Regions from separate parts of the Homo sapiens genome. Here region 1 is linked to region 2. Evidence: read pairs that join two places in POLR2A ChIA-PET (ENCODE). Cell type or tissue: B cell. All regions are shown on one strand. Links, peaks and the distances in the headings refer to the core of each region. The heading gives the core; the rest is flanking DNA.

Evidence for each region. Peaks named below come from ENCODE experiments on the same cell type or tissue, not always from the same donor. Only the 100,000 strongest peaks of a DNase experiment are listed, where the experiment ranks them.
Region 1: POLR2A ChIA-PET joins it to region 2 with 6 read pairs; 1 of 35 experiments calls an interaction of 5 or more read pairs at or near these places.

Annotation. Positions count from the first base shown.
Region 1 is chr19:47,867,095-47,870,776 of GRCh38, forward strand. LINC01595 (long intergenic non-protein coding RNA 1595) reads right to left here and starts at 2,267. Exons shown (of 4, transcript XR_936006.3): 1 at 1,946-2,267. It overlaps SULT2A1 (sulfotransferase family 2A member 1), which reads right to left. Exons shown (of 6, transcript NM_003167.4): 6 at 3,373-3,682. In B cell, for the core only: a CTCF peak has its summit at 1,993 (motif pointing right); a DNase peak (open chromatin) is centred at 1,987.
Region 2 is chr19:46,844,368-46,848,049 of GRCh38, forward strand. AP2S1 (adaptor related protein complex 2 subunit sigma 1) reads right to left here. Exons shown (of 5, transcript NM_004069.6): 2 at 1,626-1,775. Among named protein-coding and RNA genes, the nearest start is that of AP2S1, 4.6 kb to the right of the region's middle. In B cell, for the core only: no CTCF peak of the experiment used is centred there; a DNase peak (open chromatin) is centred at 1,784; H3K27ac peaks cover 410 bases.

The sequences.
Region 1 (3,682 bases), core at 442-2,941, 1.0 Mb after region 2:
TGTCATTATTAAGAAGACACCAAAGCCAGCTGTGGTGGCTCATGCCTGGCATCCCAGCACTTTGGGAGGCCGAGGTGGGTGGATCACCTAAGTTCAGGAGTTTGAGACCAGCCTGGCCAACATGATGAAACCCCCTCTCTACTAAAAATAAAAAAATTAGCAGAGCATGATGGCGGGTGCCTGTAATCCCAGCTACTCAGGAGGCTGAGGCATGAGAATCGCTTGAACTGGGGAGGTGGAGGCTGCAGTGAGCCAAGATTGCGCCACTGCGCTCCAGCCTGGGTGACAGAGCGAGACTGTCTCAAAAACAAACAAACAAACAAACAAAACTATTTTAGTAAAAGAAAACTCAAAATTGCCTTATCTGATTGTCCCTTTCACAGAAATCCACCTAGATAAAATCAAATGCCATAAAGAGAAAGATGTGAATGGTCATTATTTTATTTATTATTTATTTATTTATTTTTGAGATGGAGTTTTGCTGTTGTTGCCCAGGCTGGAGTGCAGTGGCTTGATCTTGGCTCACCGCAACCTCCACCTCCCGGTTCAAGTGATTCTCCTGCCTCCGCCTCTCGAGTAGCTGAGATTACAGGCATGAGCCACCATGCCCAGCTAATTTTTGTATTTTCAGTAGAGACGGGGTTTCTCCATGTTGGTCAGGCTGGTCTCCAACTCCCGACCTCAGGTTATCTGCCTGCCTCGGCTCCCAAAGTGCTGGGATTACAGGCATGAGCCACTGTGCCCAGCCTGCGAATGGTCATTATTTTTATACCAAATAAATATAGTAGCCACCAGTAAATTCATTAGTTAAAAAGGGTTTTCAGCTGGGCATGGTGGTTCACGCCTGCAATCCCAGCACTTTGGGAGGCCTAGGTGGGTGGATTACGAGGTCGGGAGATCAAGACCATCCTGGCTAACACGGTGAAACCCCGTCTCTACTAAAAATGCAAAAAATTAGCCAGGCATGGTGGCGGGCGCCTGTAGTCCCAGCTACTTGGGAGGCTGAAGGAGGAGAATGGCGTGAACCCGGGAGGTGGAGGTTGCAGTGAGCCGAGATTGTGCCACTTCACTCCAGCCTGGGTGACAGAAATTCTGTCTTAAAAAAAAAAAAGGGTTTTCAAGGCCAGGTAAGGAGGTGGCTCACGCTTTCTAATCTCGGGAAGCCGAGGTGGAAGGATGGACTGAACCCAGAAGTTCGAGACTGGCCTGGGCAACATAGTAAGACCCCGTCTCTACAAAAAATTAAAAATTTGGCCAGGTGTGGTGGCACTACCTGTGGTCTCAGCTACTTGGAAGGCTGAGGCAGGAGGGAGGATCACTTGAGCCTGGGAGGTGGAAGCTGCAGTGAGCTGTGGTGGTAGCACTGCACTCCAGACTGGATGACACAGCAAGACCCCGTCTCAAAAAAAATTTTTTTCCAGACTCCCATTTTAACAGACTGTTTCTGCCGGGTGCAGTGGCTCACGCCTGTATTCACAACACTTTCGGAGGCCGAGGAGGGTGGATCACTTAAGGTCAGGGGTTTGAGACCAGCCTGGCCAACATGGTGAAAACCCGTCTCTACTAAAAATACAAAAATTAGCCTGGCATGGTGGCTGGCGCCTGTAGTCCCAGTTACTCAGGAGGCTGAGGCAGGAGGATCGCTTGAATCCGGGAGGCAGAGGTTGCAATGAGCTGAGATCGTGCCACTGCACTCCAGCTTGTACGACAGAGCAAGACTCCATCTCAAGAATATCCCCCAAAAACAACAAAAAACCTCAGACTGCTTCCCTGAAATTCTTCTAAAGAAAATGCCTGACAGGAAATAACTTAAGGATATTGTGGGTTTTTATTGTTGCTACTTCGAGATGCAGTTGTATCTCTAGAGACACAGTGGGGTCAGATCAGAGATGGGGTTCATTCAGGGGCACCCCCAGAACTGGGAGAGTCCTCGGCTTCCACATACCCGTTATGGTGCTCCGTGGCCACCAGGGGGCAACAATACGTCACTGTTCCAGCCCAGGGAGCGGCCAACCAGAGCTTGGACCTGGGGTGTCCCAGGAGCCACCTAGACCGGCTGGTTCCTTCCATACAAAAGACCTCCAGGTGGGATGGGGGAGAGACACCCCACATTCGAGTGGGAGAAAAACATGGAAAAGACACAGAGGCAACATTATATTTCTTTCCACTTGTGTAATTTAAGCTAAAGCCAAACAGCTAGAAAATATACTTTTTTTTTTTTTTTTTTTGGAGACAGTCTTGCTCTGTTGCTCAGGCTGGAGTGCAGTGATAGGATCATAACTCACTGCAAGCTCCGCCTCCCGGGTTCAAGCCATTCTCCTGCCTCAGCCTCCCAAGTAGCTGGGACTACAGGCACCCGCCACCACGCCTGGCTAATTTTTGTATTTTTAGTAGAGACAGGGTTTCACCATGTTGGCCAGGCTGGTCTCAAACTCCTGAGCTCAAGTGATCCACCTACCTTGGCCTCTCAAAGTGCTGGGATCATAGGCGTGAGCCACCTTACCCGGCCTTCTTGTTGTGGTTTTAATTTATATTTCTCTAGAGGCAAATGATGCAAAACATCGTTTCATGTGCTGATTTGCCATCCCTGTGTCCTCTTTGGTGAAATGTTTGTTCAAATCTTTTATTCTTTTTTTTCTTTTAAAAGATTATTTGTTTAATGCTGGGTTTTAGGAGTTCTTTATGTATTCTAGAAACAAGTCCATTGCCAGATATGAGATTTACAAGTACTTCCTCTCCATCTCTGGTTTGTCTTCTTGTTTTCTCATTTTGTTTTGAGATGGAGTCTCACTTTGTTGCCCAGGCTGGAATGTAGTGGCACAATCTCGGCTCACTGCAACCTCCGCCAACACATCTGGCTAATTTTTCTATTTTTAGTAGAGACAGGGTTTTACCATGTTGGCCAGACTTGTCTTGAACTCCTGAGCTCAAGTGATCCACCTGCCTCGGCCTCCGAAAGTGCTGGGATTACAGGCATGAGCCACCGCACCTGGCCTATCTTTTCATTCTCTTTATAGGTTCTTTGGTTCTTTTGCGGAACAAGACTTTAGTTTTTTTATTTTTTATTTTTGAGATGGAGTCTCCCTCTGTTGCCCAGGCTGGAGTGCAATGGTATGATCTCAGCTCACTGCAACCTCCATCTCCTAGGTTCAAGCAATTCTCATGCCTCAGCCTCCCGAGTAGCTGGGATTACAGACATGTGCCATCATGCCCAGCTAATTTTTGTATTTTTAGTAGAGACAGAGTTTCACTATGTTGGCCAGGCTGGTCTCAAACTCCTGACCTCAAGTGATCCGCCCTCCTTGGCCTCCCAAAGTGCTGGGATTACAGGTGTGAGCCACCGCACCTGGCCTTATGAAAGTTTTAGAAGCCTCCATAAACACCGTTTATTGTATATGGTTTAACAACACAGAGTAAGAGGATAAAATTAGATTGCAAATTACACTCCTTAAGATCAGAGCAATAATAAATTGTGGAGATACATGTGATGAAAAGAAATGGAACCTTAATTGCTCCTGTAATTTTATTTCTTATTTTTATTACTAATTTTTGCTCTAAAATCTGTCACTGTAGCTATTTCTTATTTTTATTAACAAACATTTAGACATCCTTTTAGGTAGTACGTACATTATTCTTGTAGCATTCTGTAAACGGGAAACATTGCAAACATTTAAAAAAGTCT
Region 2 (3,682 bases), core at 736-3,235:
CCAGGGACTTTACACTTGCTGTTCCCTTGGCTTGAAATGTTCCTCTCAGACATTGGCTCCTTCCTCCCCGTCAAGTCCTTCAGGTCTTGGCTCCAATGTCACCTTTTCAGCAATGCCATCCTAACCAAACCATTTAAACCTGCATCCTGGCTGGGCGCAGTGGCTCATGCCTGTAATCCCAGCACTTTGGGAGGCCGAAGCAGGCAGATCACTTGAGCTCAAGAGTTTGAGACCAGCCTGGGCAACATGGTGAGACCCCATCGCTACCAAAAATACAAATATTAGCTGGGCTTGGTAGTGCACAAGCCTGTAGTCCCAGCTACTCAGGAGGCTGAGGTGGGAGGGTAGCTTGAACATAGGAAGTCAAGGCTGCTGTGAGCCATGTTCGTGCCACTGCACTCCCGCCTGGGTGACAGAATGAGCTCCTGTTTCAAAAAAAATTTTTTAAAGAGGGACAGGCATGGTGGCTCACGCCTGTAATCCCAGCACTTTGGGAGGCCAAGGCGGGTGGATCACTTGAGATCAGGAGGTCAAGACCAGTCTGACCAACATGGTGAAACCCCATCTCTACTAAAAATACAAAAATTAGCCAGGCGTGGTGGCGAGCACCTGTAATCCCAGCTCCTAGGGAGGCTGAGGCAGAGAATAGCTTGAACCCTGGAGGAGGTTGCAGTGAGCCAAGATTGCCCCCATTGCACTCCAGCCTGGGTGACTGAGACAGACTCCATTTCAGAAAAAAAAAAAAAAAAAGGCAAAAAAGGCCAGGCGCAGTGGCTCATGCCTGTAATCCCAGCACTTTGGAAGGCCGAGGAGGGTGGATTACAAGGTCAGGAGTTCGAGACCAGCCTGGCCAACATGGTGAAACCTCGTCTCTACCAAAAATACAAAATTAGCCTGGTGTTGTGGTGCACGCCTGTAATCCCAGCTATTTGGGAGGCTGAGGCAGGAGAATTGCTTGAACCTGGGAGGTGGAGGTTGCAGTGAGCTGAGATCATGCCACTGCACTCCAGCCTGGGTGACAGAGTAAGACTCTGTCTCAAAAAAAGTAATTAATTAATTAATTAATTAATTAATTCAATTCAATCAAATAAAAAATAAAGACAAGGTCTTGCTACATTGCCCAGGCTGGTCTTGAACACCTGGGCTCAAGCAATCCTCCCACCTTGGCTTCCCAAAGTGCTGGGATTACAGGCATGAGCCACTGCACCTGGCCTATTCTCTCTACTTTTCTGTGTTTGAACATTCTATAGGAAGTTTGAAAAACGCACCAGCAAAAAAAATTTGACCAAAAAAAAAAATTCTTTTTTAATCGTAGGCAAAAAAAATTAATAATAACAATGCAGAACAAAAAGGCAAAATATTAATACTGATTAAATCTGGGTAGTAGGTATACGAATCTCCAATCTACTTTTCTTTCATTGTACTAATCTGTATGTTTATGATTTTTCACAATGAAAAGTACAAGTAAAGGAAGGGAAGAAGCAAGCAAGCTCAAAGCAGGTTGAGTGAATGATATAGGATGGATAGAGGGTCCAAGGGGTTCTTGCAACTAGAAGCTGGGCAGGGAGTGGCGAAGTAGGGCACGAGGAAGCAGCGGGGTGCAGGAGGCATGGAGCGGGCGTCACCTCCACAAAGTTGGTGTGTTTGGCGTCTCGGACGGTGACCACGGCATGCACCTCCTCGATCAGCTTCTGTTTCTCATCATCATCAAACTGCATGTACCACTTGGCCAGGCGCGTCTTGCCTGCCCGGTTCTGGATGAGGATAAAGCGGATCTGGGGGCAGCAGGAGGAGAAGGAGGAAGTGAGAGAGGCAGAGAGGGCGGGTTGGGTGCTGCCCAACGGCCCCACCCATCCACCCAGAGGGGAGATAGGGCTCAGGGCCTCCCTGCTGCCTGACTTCCAGGGGTCTCGGCTGCTCCCCAGACCCAAGCCAGGCCGGCCTGGCCACACGCTTCATCCCGGGTCCCTCCAGCACCCCTGTGGAGTGACTTCCCTTCCACAAGTCTCCAACTCTGGAGTCAGCTCCAGGGCCCCGAGTCCCAGGCTCCTCCACCACCTCTTATCTCTCTCTGTTTTTTTTTTTTTTTTTTTTTGTAGAGACAGAGTCTTGCTACGTTGCTGGTCTCAAACTCCTGGACTCAAGCAATTCTCCCACCTCGGCCTCCCAAACTGCTGGGATCACAGGTGTGAGCCACTGTGCCCTGCTTTGTCTGCCCCTCTAGGCCTGTTTCCTCACCAGCAAAACAAGTCTCCCAAGAAGATTCATCTCACCAGGGTGGTTTTTTCATTATATTTTTTGTTATTTTTAAATTTTCAGACAGTGTCTCATTCTGTCACCCAGGCTGGAGTGCGATGGCGCAATCTCGGCTCACTGCAACCTCCGCCTCCCAGGTTCAAGCGATTCTCCTGCCTCAGTGTCCTGAGTAGCTGGGACTACAGGCACCCGCCACCACGCCTGGAAAATGTTTGTATTTTTGGTAGAGACGGGGTTTCACCATGTTGGCCAGGCTGGTCTCAAACTTCTGACCTCAGGTGATCCGCCCGCCTCTGCCTCCCAAAGTGTGGGGTTATAGGCATGGGCCACCACGCCCAGTCAGCCAGGGTTTTTTTAAAGGTTAAAAAAAAAGTTTATAAACTTAGTTCGGTGGCTGGTAGGTGGTAGATACTCAATAAACATTTGAGGTTCAGACTCCTTTGGGCTAAGTCTCAGCTCTGCCACTTCTTTTTTTCTCTTTGCTTCCTAACTTTTTATAAAATTGAAATGTAATTCACACACCATAAAATCCATCCACTTAAAATGTAGACAGTTAAATGGTTTTTGGTATATTCACTTAGTATATATTCACAGTTGTGTAAAAATCACCACTTTTTTTTTTTTTTTTGAGACAGGTTCTAGCTCTGTTGCCCAGGCTAGAGTGCAGTGGCGCGATCCCGCCTCACTGCAACCTCCACCTCCTGGGTGCAGGCCTCCCAGGTAGCTGGGACCGCAGGTGCACACCACCACGCCCAGCTAACTTTTTGTATTTTTAGTAGAGACAGTGTTTCACCATGTTGTCCAGGCTGGTCTCGAACTCCTGGCCTCAAGCGATCCACCCACCTCATCCCCCCAAAGTGCTGCATCAGGCGTGAGCCACTGCACCCCACCTAATATCACCACTATCTAATTTATTATCTAATACCAGAACATTTTCATCATCTCCCCCCAAAAAACTCCCCACCCATTAGCAGTCACTCTCCGTTCCCCCAGGGCCTGGCAGCCACGAGTCTCCTTTCTGTCTCTGTGGATGTGTCTGTTCTGGACATTGTATATGAGTGGAATCATGCACTCTGTGGCTTTCGTGTCTGGCTTCCTTCACTCAGCGTGACGTTTTCCAGGCTCATCTGTGGGGTGGCAAGCGGCAGAGCTGCAATTCCTTTCCGTGGCTGAGTGATCCTCTGTTGGATGGATAAGGCCGTACTTCGGGCATTTGGGTTGTTTCTGCTTTAGGGCTATTATGAATAATACTGCTATGAACATTCGTGTATGAGTTTTCGTGTGGATGGATCATTTCTCTTGGGTATATACCTAAGAGTGAGATTGCTGGCTCATAGGGTAACGCTATGTTTAACTTTCTCAGGAATTGCTAAACCGTTTTCCAAAGCGTCTGCCACTTTCATGACTTAACTTTGGTGCCACTTTG